2 separate regions of the Homo sapiens genome follow, and region 1 is linked to region 2. Evidence: chromatin loops called from intact Hi-C (ENCODE). Cell type or tissue: GM12878. All regions are shown on one strand. Each heading gives the region's core, and the rest is flanking DNA. Links, peaks and the distances in the headings are about the cores only.

The links. Peaks named below come from ENCODE experiments on the same cell type or tissue, not always from the same donor. Only the 100,000 strongest peaks of a DNase experiment are listed, where the experiment ranks them.
Region 1: it touches region 2 in a loop (2.6-fold over the local background); 1 of 110 quality-filtered maps calls a loop at or near these places.

Annotation. Positions count from the first base shown.
Region 1 is chr14:97,173,660-97,179,959 of GRCh38, forward strand. No RefSeq gene overlaps it. Among named protein-coding and RNA genes, the nearest start is that of LINC02304, 22 kb to the left of the region's middle. RefSeq lists an enhancer at 6,088-6,300. In GM12878, for the core only: a CTCF peak has its summit at 3,543 (motif pointing right); a DNase peak (open chromatin) is centred at 3,959.
Region 2 is chr14:97,378,927-97,385,226 of GRCh38, forward strand. No RefSeq gene overlaps it. Among named protein-coding and RNA genes, the nearest start is that of LINC02325, 77 kb to the right of the region's middle. RefSeq lists enhancers at 1-509, 342-401, 492-541. In GM12878, for the core only: no CTCF peak of the experiment used is centred there; a DNase peak (open chromatin) is centred at 3,884; H3K27ac peaks cover 1,196 bases.

The DNA of each region.
Region 1 (6,300 bases), core at 2,310-4,809, 210 kb before region 2:
GGTGTCAGACTTACCCCTGATGAGGCCCTGGTCAGTGGTGAAGAGGAAAGCCAGACAGCTCAGGAGATGGCTACCACCAATCATGGGAAGTATGTACTCCAGAATCATCCCAGCCAGGGTGCACTGCAGGGATAAATGCTGGGAACACTGAGAAGACAGGCTCGTCCCTGTGCTAGGGTGCATGGAAGGCTTCCTGGAGGAGGTAATATCTACCCTGCTCGCAGAAGGAGTGAATGGGACATGGCCTGGTCAGGTCAACCTGAAAGTTTTGAGCAGGTGAATAAACCAACTTAAAAAAACTTTCCACATGTTTCTGTACTCCTCTGGGTGGCCTCCTCCTTATGATTCTACAGAGAAAGGCTGGCTTCTGGCCTTGCCTAGGTTGGGAATGGGTGAAAACTCTCTGAGGAATGGAAAAGTCATTGCTAACTGATACTTGGCACAGCCTCATCGGTGTCTTTTATTTTTTATAATCTACTCTTTATGTTAATTATAACATTAGGCTCACTCCATGATTTGTACGCCCTAAAGTTGTTCCCCATTCAATGACCACAGTCAAAATAGCACTAATTCCTGTTAAATGTCTTGAAGAACATTAAAAACACACACACACACACACACACACACACACACACACACACACACACAACTTTCCCTTATAATGATGCCCTCTACCACTCCTTGCAATAAGATCCTTAACATAGAACTGCCTTGGGTTGAAGAGTTTTTTCTCTCTAATTCAGGATTATAAATTGTGACTTAAAACAATTGCAATAAGAGGCCCCATAAACATTGTTAAAATGATGGTGTTTGAAGAGATGTCCGCACTATGTATATTTCACAGCTGGAATAGATCTCTTTGGGGAGCATGTCTCCTCCCTGGTGTTTGGCAAAGTATAATTGAATTAGTGAAAGTCTAATAAAGTTTGGGGAAATGTCGAGATATAAGAATCGAAAATAAAATAAAGATAATTTAATCATTAAAGTTGGCGCTGGTTTTTAGGACATTCATTGCTATGGAGATGTTAGAGTAGATTCCAGCTTGCATTTTAATGGTGAACTTAAATAAATCTGAGTTCTGGAGAGAAACTGCTAGTGTATGGAATCTGAGCTAATGAGTGAAATAGCTCCGACTTGGAGTTAAAGCCAGGTAGTCATTTGCAGGGAAGAAGCCGAATAATCCAAGCCCTGTCTGGTTTTTGAATTTATTTTCAAGTTTTTTGATTTTTGGAGCTAAGCCCAAACTCTTTAACCAGGCATGTGGGGCCCGCCATATTCAGGAACCCACTTTCTTTCCAAATTCCGGTGGCCTGGACCAGCTCTGCCCTTGGCTTCACATGACCTGGCCCACCTCTCCTTCAGGGACCTTCTCAAAAGCCCCGTCTGTTGGTAACCCCTGCACTTTCCTTGAACTACTGCAGGGAGTGGTTCCATGCACTGCGTAGGAGTGTGGGATCTGGAGTCAGGTTGCCTTGGTTCAAATCCCAGTTCTGACTTTTCCGAGACTCAGTTTCTTTATCTGTAAAATGGGGATAATAATAAAACCTGCCCTTAGTGTAAGTACTTATGCAAGGTGTCCGTGCTTACCCTGTGCCTGGAAACTACTCAGTGCTCACTATAGATTTCACTGGGCACTCATCCCATTCTGCCTTATACACAGATAGCCACTGACGTACATGGCTTCTCTCCCCAGTGGAGTTCAGGTGCCTCGTCGAAGGAAAAGATGACTTATATAAGTTTACAAATAGTAGATGTTCAATAAGTGTGCTTAATGAATAAATAGGTATCCCCTAACGGTAGTGTATCTGTATTTGAGGAACGTAGAAGGTTTCTCTCTGTATAATAATGTAGAAGTCTAATTATTCTATTTCTGTTGCACTTCTATAATAGGGAGGACATTTAGTGTCCCTGGGTGCCTGGCACTGAGCTAAGTGCTTTTCAAAGAATCCTATGAGATAAGCACTCTTATTAACATCCCATATGCTGGTTCATTCATTAGAGTAATGCTAGAAAAGACCCCAAAAGGATATTTTCAAATCACCTAAGAGTTTCATGTGGGTGTCTGTGCCCAGGGACAGCTTCCTCCATACAGTGATTCAGGGACTCAGGCTTCTCCCCTTGCGTGGCTCCATCAGAAAGGTGAGAGTGGGCAGGGAAGAGGCAACCGCGTTTTCTAAAAGCTTGCACTGAAATTAACAAAGATCAGTGAGGAAAATCAATGACCACACCTTGAAACCTGGGCAGAAGGGTGCTGGGAAACATGGACTGGGGTTGGGCAGCTCCTTTAGTCCTGCATAGGCACTGCTCCCTGCCAGGGATCAAGAGCCGACTCTGTGCATTTCTGTCCAGCGCCACGTCCAAGGATGTCGTGGGAAGCTAAACACCAGCCACGGTGAGAGTATTTACACCACAGCATTTAACAAAGGCTACACATCAAGGTTTTTGTTTTGTTTGTTTTCAGTGAGCTGGTTTACCAGCACCTTCCCAGTGCCAATGCAACTGAAAGAAAGGGAGAACATGAATTTTGAGACACTGGTCCTCTCTGTTAGGTACAAAATTAACCCCATTTTAAGGACGATGAGGTGGAGGCTCAGTCATGCCAACTAACTACCCTTCTCCTGGACTGCAGAACTAATGAGAGTTGAGTAGAGACGAGCTTCTGACTCTAGCTCTTACTGCCCTGCCATCTGGCCTCCCAAACCCAGAACATTTACTTGCAAGATTATTAGCAATTCTATTTTTAATGTACACACATGTTTACCCTCCCCCAAACTATTTTAGAACGATAGGGGGAAAGAGGATAATTTCTTTTTTCTGTAACGAGAGGTTTGATTAGAATTGAAGCCACTTTCTTTCCCCTTTTATCATTATTAAAAATAATTTTTTCTTTCTTTGTCTGAGAATTGCTATAGGAAACATTATTGAATAGGATCCCGCAGCTATGAGCATTGTTCCATAACTACGAAGGCCCAAACAGCATTTTTTTTCTCTCCCAGAAACTGTGGTGGCTGACTATTTTTTACTGAGTATTTTCCTAGTAAATCTCACTGCTAAATTGGCCACTTTATTCATGATGATTTCTTCAAATATATCATTCTTGTGGCACAATATGAATAATGAAGAGGAATATTTTCAAACACATAAAGGGCTCTGAATAAAACTAATGGGTGAGGCATTAAGCAAAGTCGATAGGGGCTTGAACAGTCCCCGGCATGCCTGATAAGGAGACTGGAGGTCGCATACGCCAGGGACCAGAGACTTTCATCCCTGGAGATCCTTGACCTTGACCCAGCAGTCAGGGCTAGCCTGAGCATCTGTGTCAAGTCGAGTTGGCTCTCTCAGACTTCATGCAGCCATCAGTGCACCTCTACTTAGCCTCTCTCTGAGAGGCAGGAGGATGCCCAGGTTAGAGACTTGGGCGAGGAAGCCAACCACCAGGATTCGAATCCAGACCAGCTGCTCCTGTCTGTGAAGCTTTAAGGAAGCTGACTTAACCCCTCTGCAGCTCTGTCTCCTCATCTTGAAAATAGGGACAATTATAACCACGAGAGGGCACACCTGCAACTCATAGACTGTGAAAGGCTTAAAACCCTGCGGGCAGGTTTACACGCTTTGTATCACTGCAGTGATTATTACTGTTGTTACTACCATCATCACTATAATCTACCACGTATTGGGTGCTCCTGGGGCAAGTACAGGGAGGCACTTTGGGCCCCTAAGTATTACCCTGCATGGGGCAAGTTGTTGTGGCTGATGCTTCAAATTGCCAACATTTAAAAAGGCTGGACACGTAGGAAAACAATCTACTGACTTCTCTTGGGGAAGAAATAAGTTTGCCACTGTTCTCACCTCTCTGAGGCCCTCTACCTCTGACCTCCTTCACAGTGCCTGGTTGTGTAGATATGTGAATTTGTGGTTGTGTTAGTCCATTCTCACATTGGTATAAGGAAATGTCGAAGACTGGGTAATTTATAAAGGAAAGAGGTTTAATGGACTCGCAGTTCTGCATTGCTGGGGAGACCTCAGGAAACTGACAATCACGGCGGAAGGTAAAGGGGAAGCAGGTACCTTCCTCACAGGGCAGCAGGACGGAGTGAGGGCAAGCAGGGGAAATACCAGACACGTAAAACCATCAGATCTCATGGGACTCACTCACTCACTATCATGAGAACAGCATGGGGCAACCACCCTCATGATTCAATTACCTCCCACTGGGCCCCTCTCACAACATGTGGGGATCATGGGGATTTCAATTCAAGCTGAGATTTGGGTGGGCACAAACCCAAACCATATCAGTGGCTTTTCCTTGAATAATGAAAAATAAAATGGATTTGGCTTGGTTTGGGGATCAAAAATCACTGCTGAGACAGACTGGAGGATGAGAGGCTGAATCACGGAGAAGAGCCCTGGGAAGAGGAAGGCAGTGTTATTAACAGTGTTGTCTCTGGCTTTGTGGGGTTAGGCATAAGTTAATTGCCATTGGTGCAGTACTGTCATCACACCAAAGATTCTGGCTCAGTATCTGCTTCTAAGGACAAGGGTCCCATTGGATGTCCACCCCCAGCCCACCTGGCCTGGCACCAGGGGACAGTAGATGTTTCAGAGTGAGGGAATCTATTCAGTATCCCTTATGCCCATTCAGAAACTCAGCAAACATTTTTTCATGCACCTACTATGTGTTGGGCAGAAGGTTAACTTCTATAACATTATTTTATTTAGTTAAAAATGTTCTTCATAGCCTTTAGCTGATGCTATTTTATATGATACATTTGTTATTTGCATAGGATGTCTCTCTTCTCACTTCCTCAGGACAGGGGCTCACTTTGTTCGCCGCTATATTCCCCAGTGCCGGTGTCTGGAATCAGGCTGATACCCCGTAGAACTTCTTGAACTAATGAATGAATAAATGTGTTCTCTCACACTCTTTCAGATGGGTGTTAATCTCTGTAATACCAGGTTAGGAACAGAAGTTCAAAGAGGATGAGCACAGCACAGGGGTTAGAAGCAAGGACTTCAGAGTCAGGTGGAACTGCAAGGTTTTATTTCATTTTACTTACTCTTTTTCTCTCCAAGCCTCATTCTCACACTGAAAAATAGGAATCATAGTAAACCTACCATACATAGTGGTTTTGTGAGGATTAAATTAAGTCAGAGAAATAACTTTGCTCTGTTCCTGGCATATTGGGAAATATTCAGTGATTTGCAGCCAAAATTATGACATAGAGGTAGGACTGGGTTGAGTGTAATCTCTGTTCTCTGGCTCCTTTCCCAAACACTAAGGGTCGATTCTACACAATGGTGATGAAGGAAGCAGGATGTGGCTTCAGGGACAGTCATCTTCCCTTTAAGGGTCGTGTGGGCTCATGCATGTTAACTGAACGTCTACTATGAGCCAAGCCTACAAGATCTGCAGTCACAGATACAAATGCGGCACAGCTCTTGCTTTCAACTTTGCTCTCAGCCTCATGGAAGAAACTGATAATTCAGAGAAACGGACTGTATGAGTTTTCTGTTGCCATTATAACAAATCATCACCTTCTTAGTGGCTTGAAACAACGTGAATTTATCTCACTGTTCTGCAGGTCAGAAATCCAGAATGGGACTGTGTTCCTCTCCGGAGGTTCTAGGAGAGAATCCACTTATTTGTCTTTTCCAGCTTCTAGAGGCTGCCCATATTCCTTGGCTCATGGCCCTTCATCACTATGACCTCTGTTTATTTTATCACCTCTTGTCCCTTCAGTCTGACACCCCTGCCTCCCTCTTATAAGGACCACTGTAATTACATCAAGCCATCCAGATAATCTGGAATCATGTTCCCATCTCAACATCCTTAACTTACTCACATCTACAAAGTTCCCTTTGCCATCTAAGGTAACATAGTCACAGGTTTGAGGGATTGGGACGTGGACATCTTTGGAGGGGCATTCTTCTGATATGGTTTGGCTGTGTCCCAACCCAAATGTCATCTTGAATTGTAGTTTCCATAATCCACATGTGTCATGGGAGGGACCTGGTGGGAGGTAACTGAATCATGGGAGAGGTCACCCCATGCTGCTGTTCTCATGACAGTGAGTGACTTCTCACAAGATGTGATGGTTTCATAAGGGGCTTTCCCTGCTTTTGCTCAGCACTTCTTCCTGCCATCTTGTGGAGAAGGACGTGTTTGCTTCCCCTTCCACGACCACTGTAAGTTTCCTGAGGCCTCCCCAGCCATACAGAACTGTGAGTCATTTAAACCTCTTTCCTTTATAAATTACCCAGTCTCAGGCAGTCCTTTACAGCAGTGTGAGAACGAAATAA
Region 2 (6,300 bases), core at 2,415-4,914:
TTCTCATCTGAAATGGTTGCGTTGGTTACCCGGGTCTGTGAAAGTCCTTTTCAGCCTATACTAATAATGTTTTTTTATTCTGTGTTTTTCATATTTTGCTATCTCGGATACTTACTGACTCTGGAGAGACTGCCCCTCCTAGGGTTAGTTAAGTCCTAGAGATAGCAAGTAAGTTACCCGTGGAGCAGGCTTTTCATGTGCAAACCAACCAATCGGAGCTCACACTCCCAACCACCTCCTTTATTCAGCGCTTACACTCCTGGTCACTGTTCTCCTGCCCTAATCATCTGGGTGGGTACTAAATAACTAAGGGTAGCCTCCATGCCCCACAGCCCACTTTATTCAAACAAGCCACTTCTAAACCTGTCTAGCCTACCCTGCCATTCTTCCAGAGAACACCACAGTAAAGATTCTTGCCTGTGTTCTCTCCCACCCCTCCTTCCGCCTCCTGACCAGCCCCTGGCTTCCTCTTGGGCCCCCCAACCATGGTGTGGTACCTCCCTTCCTCTTGCGGTCTGTGAGTATAGCAAGCTACCTTTCAACAACAATCATCTCCTGATCTGCTGACCGCGTATATAAATAAGAATAAAACCTGTATGTTCAAACACAGCAGTATTCCTGAATCACAAACGGGGCCCCAGGCTAGGCAAGTGGGGCTGAAATACACCCTTTGGCCAAAACCTGGACTGTGTGTGTCAGCCCAGGAGTGTGTGTTTTTTCAGTTTGCACAAAGGTGCCCTGCAGGCTCGCGTGGCCCCGGGGCAAGTTGTTTCACCTCTTTGAATCTCGGTGTTCTCATTTGCAAAATGGAGCATTGGTCTAAATGTGGAACGTGTTTTCCAGATTTTAGATTCTCTAACCTTCCTTGCTGTGGGACCTTAGACAAATCTGTTCTCCAAGTTCCCCATCTATCAAGCGGGTATAATTTTCCCTATTTCCATCCTTCCTTGTCCTGCAGACACTGAGTGGGAGAAGCTATCTGAAGCTGCTTTGTAAACTATAAAGTCCTGTACCAAGAGGGGTCTGCTATTAGTGGTATTGTTGGGTATGAGCCTGTCCCTGGCTGTAGGTGGGTGAGGCTTTCAGGGCAGTGGTATATGATTTAGCAAATTATCTCTTCAGTGTGCTACAGAGTCCGCCAGGAGTTTGCTCACTGCAGGATGAGGGAACAATAAGGCCTCGCTGTATTCAATAACAGTGGTTTAATTATCATGATTATCTCACATTTGTATAAAGTCTTTGCTTTCAGGATCTCAAAGTACTTTACAAACATTAAGCCTCTTGGTCCCCCCAGGGGAGATACTAAATTGATACATGAGCTTGCAGGTCTCTCCTCTTCCTGGCTCAAATGTGGTTTTCTCCCATCCAGGTGAGGATGAAACAGAATCTCACATCCACTGTGCAATGTTCAACATCAGATGTTTAGGGTGTATGTATAATGGGCCACGCTGAAAAATATTGAGAATGGGAATAGCCACCATTTATTGAGAGACAATTACATACAAGACCAGACCCCAGACCTGCATTAGATTGTGTCATGACAGTAATTACCCCCTCACTGTACAGATGAGGAAACTGCAGTTCAGAGAAGTTGAGTTGCATACCCAAGGTCACACAGCCAGGGAAACTAGACACATGTAGGCGCGACTTGGATACAGATCTGTAGGTCTCTCTGAGACCGAAATCACCACTCTGCACCATACTTAGCTGCCCTCCAGGGCACTGCTTGCTTTGAGTCAATGCCCTTTATTTTGCACTCGTGGAATGTGACTGTGTTTCTCTCACCTTGGCCTTGAGATTCAGCTGAATAGAGTAGGAGGAGGTGACCTTTTCAAGAGGCGGCAGTGAGCAACTCTGTGCTGACTCACCCAGGAGAGCCAGAGACACACCTCTGCCCAACCTCTGCTGCCGATGTTCCAGTTACTATCGGTGTGTACAAGTCATCCCTCACATTAGTCAGATTGCACTGCTATGACAAAACACTATGGACTGGTGGCTTATAAAAAACAGATATTTATTTCTCATAGTTGTGGAGGCTGGAAATTCAAGATCAAGGTGCCAGCATGGGCCAGTTCTAGTGAGGGCTCTCCTTTGGTGTGCGGACTGCCGTCTTCTCATTATAGTCTCACATGTGGGAAAGAGGGCTACAGAGCTCTCCAGGGTCCCTTTATTCAGGGCACTGATCTCATTCATGCGGCTCCATGCTCTTGACCTAATCATTTCCTAAAGGCCCCACTTTCAAATACCAACACCTTGGGGGTTGGAATTTCAATACATGAATTTTGAGGGGGACACTTTCAGCCCATTGGACCTTTAAACTTAGCAGTTTACAGCCACCATTTTATGATGTTCACACATTCTGTTGGTTAAGAATTTGGAAAAGGAGACCAGCTAGGCCAATCTCCCATGGCACAGGATCTCTGAGGCCTCAGCCAGGGAGACTCAAGCAGCAGTGGTGACTCAAAGGCCCAGGTCTGGAATCATCTGGTAGCATCTTCATTCACATCCCTGGTACCTGGGGTTGTTGATGAGATAACATACACACAGCCTCTTCATGTGGCCTGGGCTTCCTCACAGCGTGGCTGCCTAAGGATATTGAGGCTTCTCACATGGCCACTCTGGGCTCCAAGCATGACTGTTCTATAGTGAACAAAGTGGAAGCAATGTGTTTGCTATTATGTTTGTTTGTTCTTGAAGTCACACATGGTCACATCTGTTGTCTTCTATTAGCTACAGTGAATCACTCAGATCAGCCTAGACTATAAGGTTGGTGCAAAAGTAGTGGCAAAACCATAATTATTTTTGCACCAACCTAATAGACTATCTGGATGCCCACAAGACTGCACTCCCTTCAAATGCTGTGGGAGAAGAGTCCTCCCCAATGTCTTCCAGCTTCTGGTGGTTCCAGGCATTCCTTGGCTTGGACACATATTCATTTATTTATGTGTCTCACTGGATTATGAGTCCTGGAGAACAGGGAATATGTCTAATACATGTTTGAATTTCCAGAACCCAATTGTAGATCTAGCACCATAGAGGGTGGCCAGTAAAGATTTGAAGCATAAATGAGTCAATGAATGCATGGGTGAATGAATGTATAATGTGGGATGATCTCTCTTCATGGGCAGCCAAGTTGCTAATCATTTGGACTCCTTTCTACATGAGTGGAGTTTTCTTGTCCTTTGTTTTGGAGGAAATGAACCTTATTTGTGATTTGTATTTTGATAGCCTAATAAGGATTTTCTCAATTGCTGGAGGGCTGTAGGCGTTGATGAGCTCACAGGTGTCTTTTAGCACTAACATTATGTATTTTCTTTTTGCTATTTGACCCTGTGATCTGCTTCCAAGACTAATGGGTTGCTTTTTGGATTAACTGTATTAATCGATGTGCTGTAGAGATGTGATTGCTGTAAGCACCTTTCATCGGGAGGAAGGTGAATGAAGAACTCGGGCCTTTGGAAAATACATCCATGTGGCCTGTGTGCTGGGTCATGTAACATGTGTGTTTGCATAGATTGCATCTTCATAAACATCCCTTTTATGCCATCATGGTTTAAGTTAAAAAAGAATTTCATTGGCAAAGTGATTAGCTGCAGGGGGCAAAAATCATTCCAGTGAATACTGTTTTTCCCTTTGATACATCTCCAAATTGATGTTTCCATCTCATTGTTTTTGTATTTGTTTTTTAACTTTATCTAAAGATTTTTTTAAAATGAGAATTATTTAACAAAAGGCAAACTCTCACCACTTTCTTATGTAAAGCTGATGTGACAATGCAAGTGTCAACAAGAGGGCAAGATCCGTCTCAGGGAAATCTTGAAACCTCTAAGTGGAATTTGCATAAAATAGTTCTGGTATTATTATTCACTATTCTTTCCCTGACAGATATGTCAAGGCCTTGAAACCTAAAAGAACAATTATGCTATTGTATCTCTCAGAGGATTCAAGGGGTGTGTCTTTGGTGGAAAAAGTGCTATTAGAGCTTTGAAAGCCGTTAAAAGGCAACCCAAGGGACTCTTTAGCTAGTCATTTTATAAAGAATGCCTCTGCTTTAAGTGTCTTAAAGTACGTTTATTCAACTCTTACTTTCGGCTTAAAAAAACCCTGCTAATAATTAATGTCTGTACATTTTTTAAACGTTTGCATTAGCTATAAATAAAAACTTTAGATGGAGTCATCATTAAGTTTAACTATGATTCTTGTGTGATGGGACCTGTACCTTTGTCAAATGCCTTGCAACAAATTACCTGTAAGCTTTTTTTAAAAATTATTTTTTATTTAGCTAGCATAGTGGAAGCCATTGCCATAACCAATTATGGAGCAAATCAGGAACTAATCAGTAAATTCTTTCCCTGCATAAGCTGGCTTAACGTAACATGTCTGAACATTAAAAAAGAAACATTGATAAGGCATGTCTCGTTGCAGCTGGATGGGGTGCGGTAGGCAGTGATCCGACTTTAATTTCCTCTGAAACCTGCTGATTAGGTTATTCTCTGGTTCGGCTGGGTTTCCCTGGAAAAAGGCAATGCCAACTTTTGATGAGAACAGTTTTGAAATTCAAGAAAGACACAGAAAGGCACAAAATGCTTCTGTCACTTAAGGTGATAAAGCCAGTACCGAAAATGAATGAACCAGGGAAAACTTCAGTCAAAATGCTGCAAAGACGGTGCGGTCAGGGAAATTTTGATTCCAATGACCAAGAACTAATAATATTCACTGGCATGGATGAGTGCTCTGTGTTTTTAACAAGCGGTAAAGTGGTGTTCATTTTGTATACTTTAAACAATCCCAAGATGTTATTCATTTATTTTCATGGGTGTGTTCTTTCACTTCATAGTTTTTGGGAGTGAGAGGTGCCCTTGAATCCATCTACTTGGACCTACTGTTTTATGGATAAGAAAAGGAAGATTCAAGATGGGTAAACTGAGTCCAGTTATCCAGTGATGAAGGACGGAAGAGACCTGTGTAGGCTGTGAATACCCCCAATATCCATGCCTCCTCTTCCATAGTTACAGAATTCTGGCTGACGCAAGGGTAACCTTAATACTGTGCATTTTCCCACAGTCCTGTGTAGCTATGCAAAGCCATGTGCTATGGGTCCAGCCTGATAAAAGTGAAAGTGGCCTGTAAAATTCCTGGAAAACACTCCGATTTTCTCTTCCACTAGCACAGGACCAGCCACCTTGGAAATGGAGGCATATACAGAGTATAGCAACATAGAAGGAGACTGACTCCATAGGGCACCATCCCAATCCTGGCCTGCCTGCCTCCACGTAGGTGAGAGAAAAAAAGCTCTGATTGCTTAGGTCACTGTAATTTTGGGTCTAGTTCCTCGCATCCATACTTTACCTTAAACAAATGTAGTAACTACTGAAAGTGCTCCAGGCCGGGTGCAGTGGCTCATGTCTGTAATCCCAGCACTTTGGGAGGCTAAGGCGGGCAGATTACTTGAGGTCAGGAGTTTGAGGTCAGCCTGGCCAGCATGGTGAAACCCCATCTGTACTAAAAATACAAAAAAAAAAAAAAAAAATTAGCCGGGCATAGTGGCGCATGCCTGTAGTCCTAGCTACCTGGGAGGCTGAGGTAGAAGAATAGCTTGAACTTGGGAGGCGGAAGTTGCAGTGAGCAGAGATTGTGCCACTGCGCTCCAGCCTGGGCGACAGAGCAAGACTCCACCTCAAAAAAAAAAAAAAAAAAAAAAGTGCTCCTTTGGCTCCAAGAAGTGTGTTGAATGGGTTACTTCTGTCAACCTTTTCCAAGCATGGTGGCAACACAGCTAGAATCTAGTGGTCTTAAGCACCCTACTGGATGCTGTTCCCCCAATGGACAATGGTGTCATTTACTTAGGAATCTCAAGCACCCAGCAGAATCTGATACTCAGAAAGTGCTCAATCAAATTTTATAAGAGTTCAATGAATGAATAACACTATATGTAAGGATTCTAGATTGTCTCTCTGCTATACCACATGGTACCCTGGTTGTACTCGGTGGAGAAGTACAAGTTTAAGCTCGAAATTTTGTCCTGATCCCTGTCTCAATGTATTGTTTGATGACAAAATGATTCACTAAAGCCTTGTGGATTTGTCTCTTGCTTGTTCTTTTTTCTTTTTCCTTTCTGGTATTGTTGCATTTCAATATGATATAAACAGAGCATAAATCTTGGCTCTTGCCAACTGCTGTTTGGTTGGAATTGCCTGTATTGTCTTGACATTTGTTGAAGTCTTTAAATTAACAGAGGAAAGAATTGATTTTAAAAATGGCATTTGCATTAAGAGTTATAAATGGGCAATTTGGGAAGCA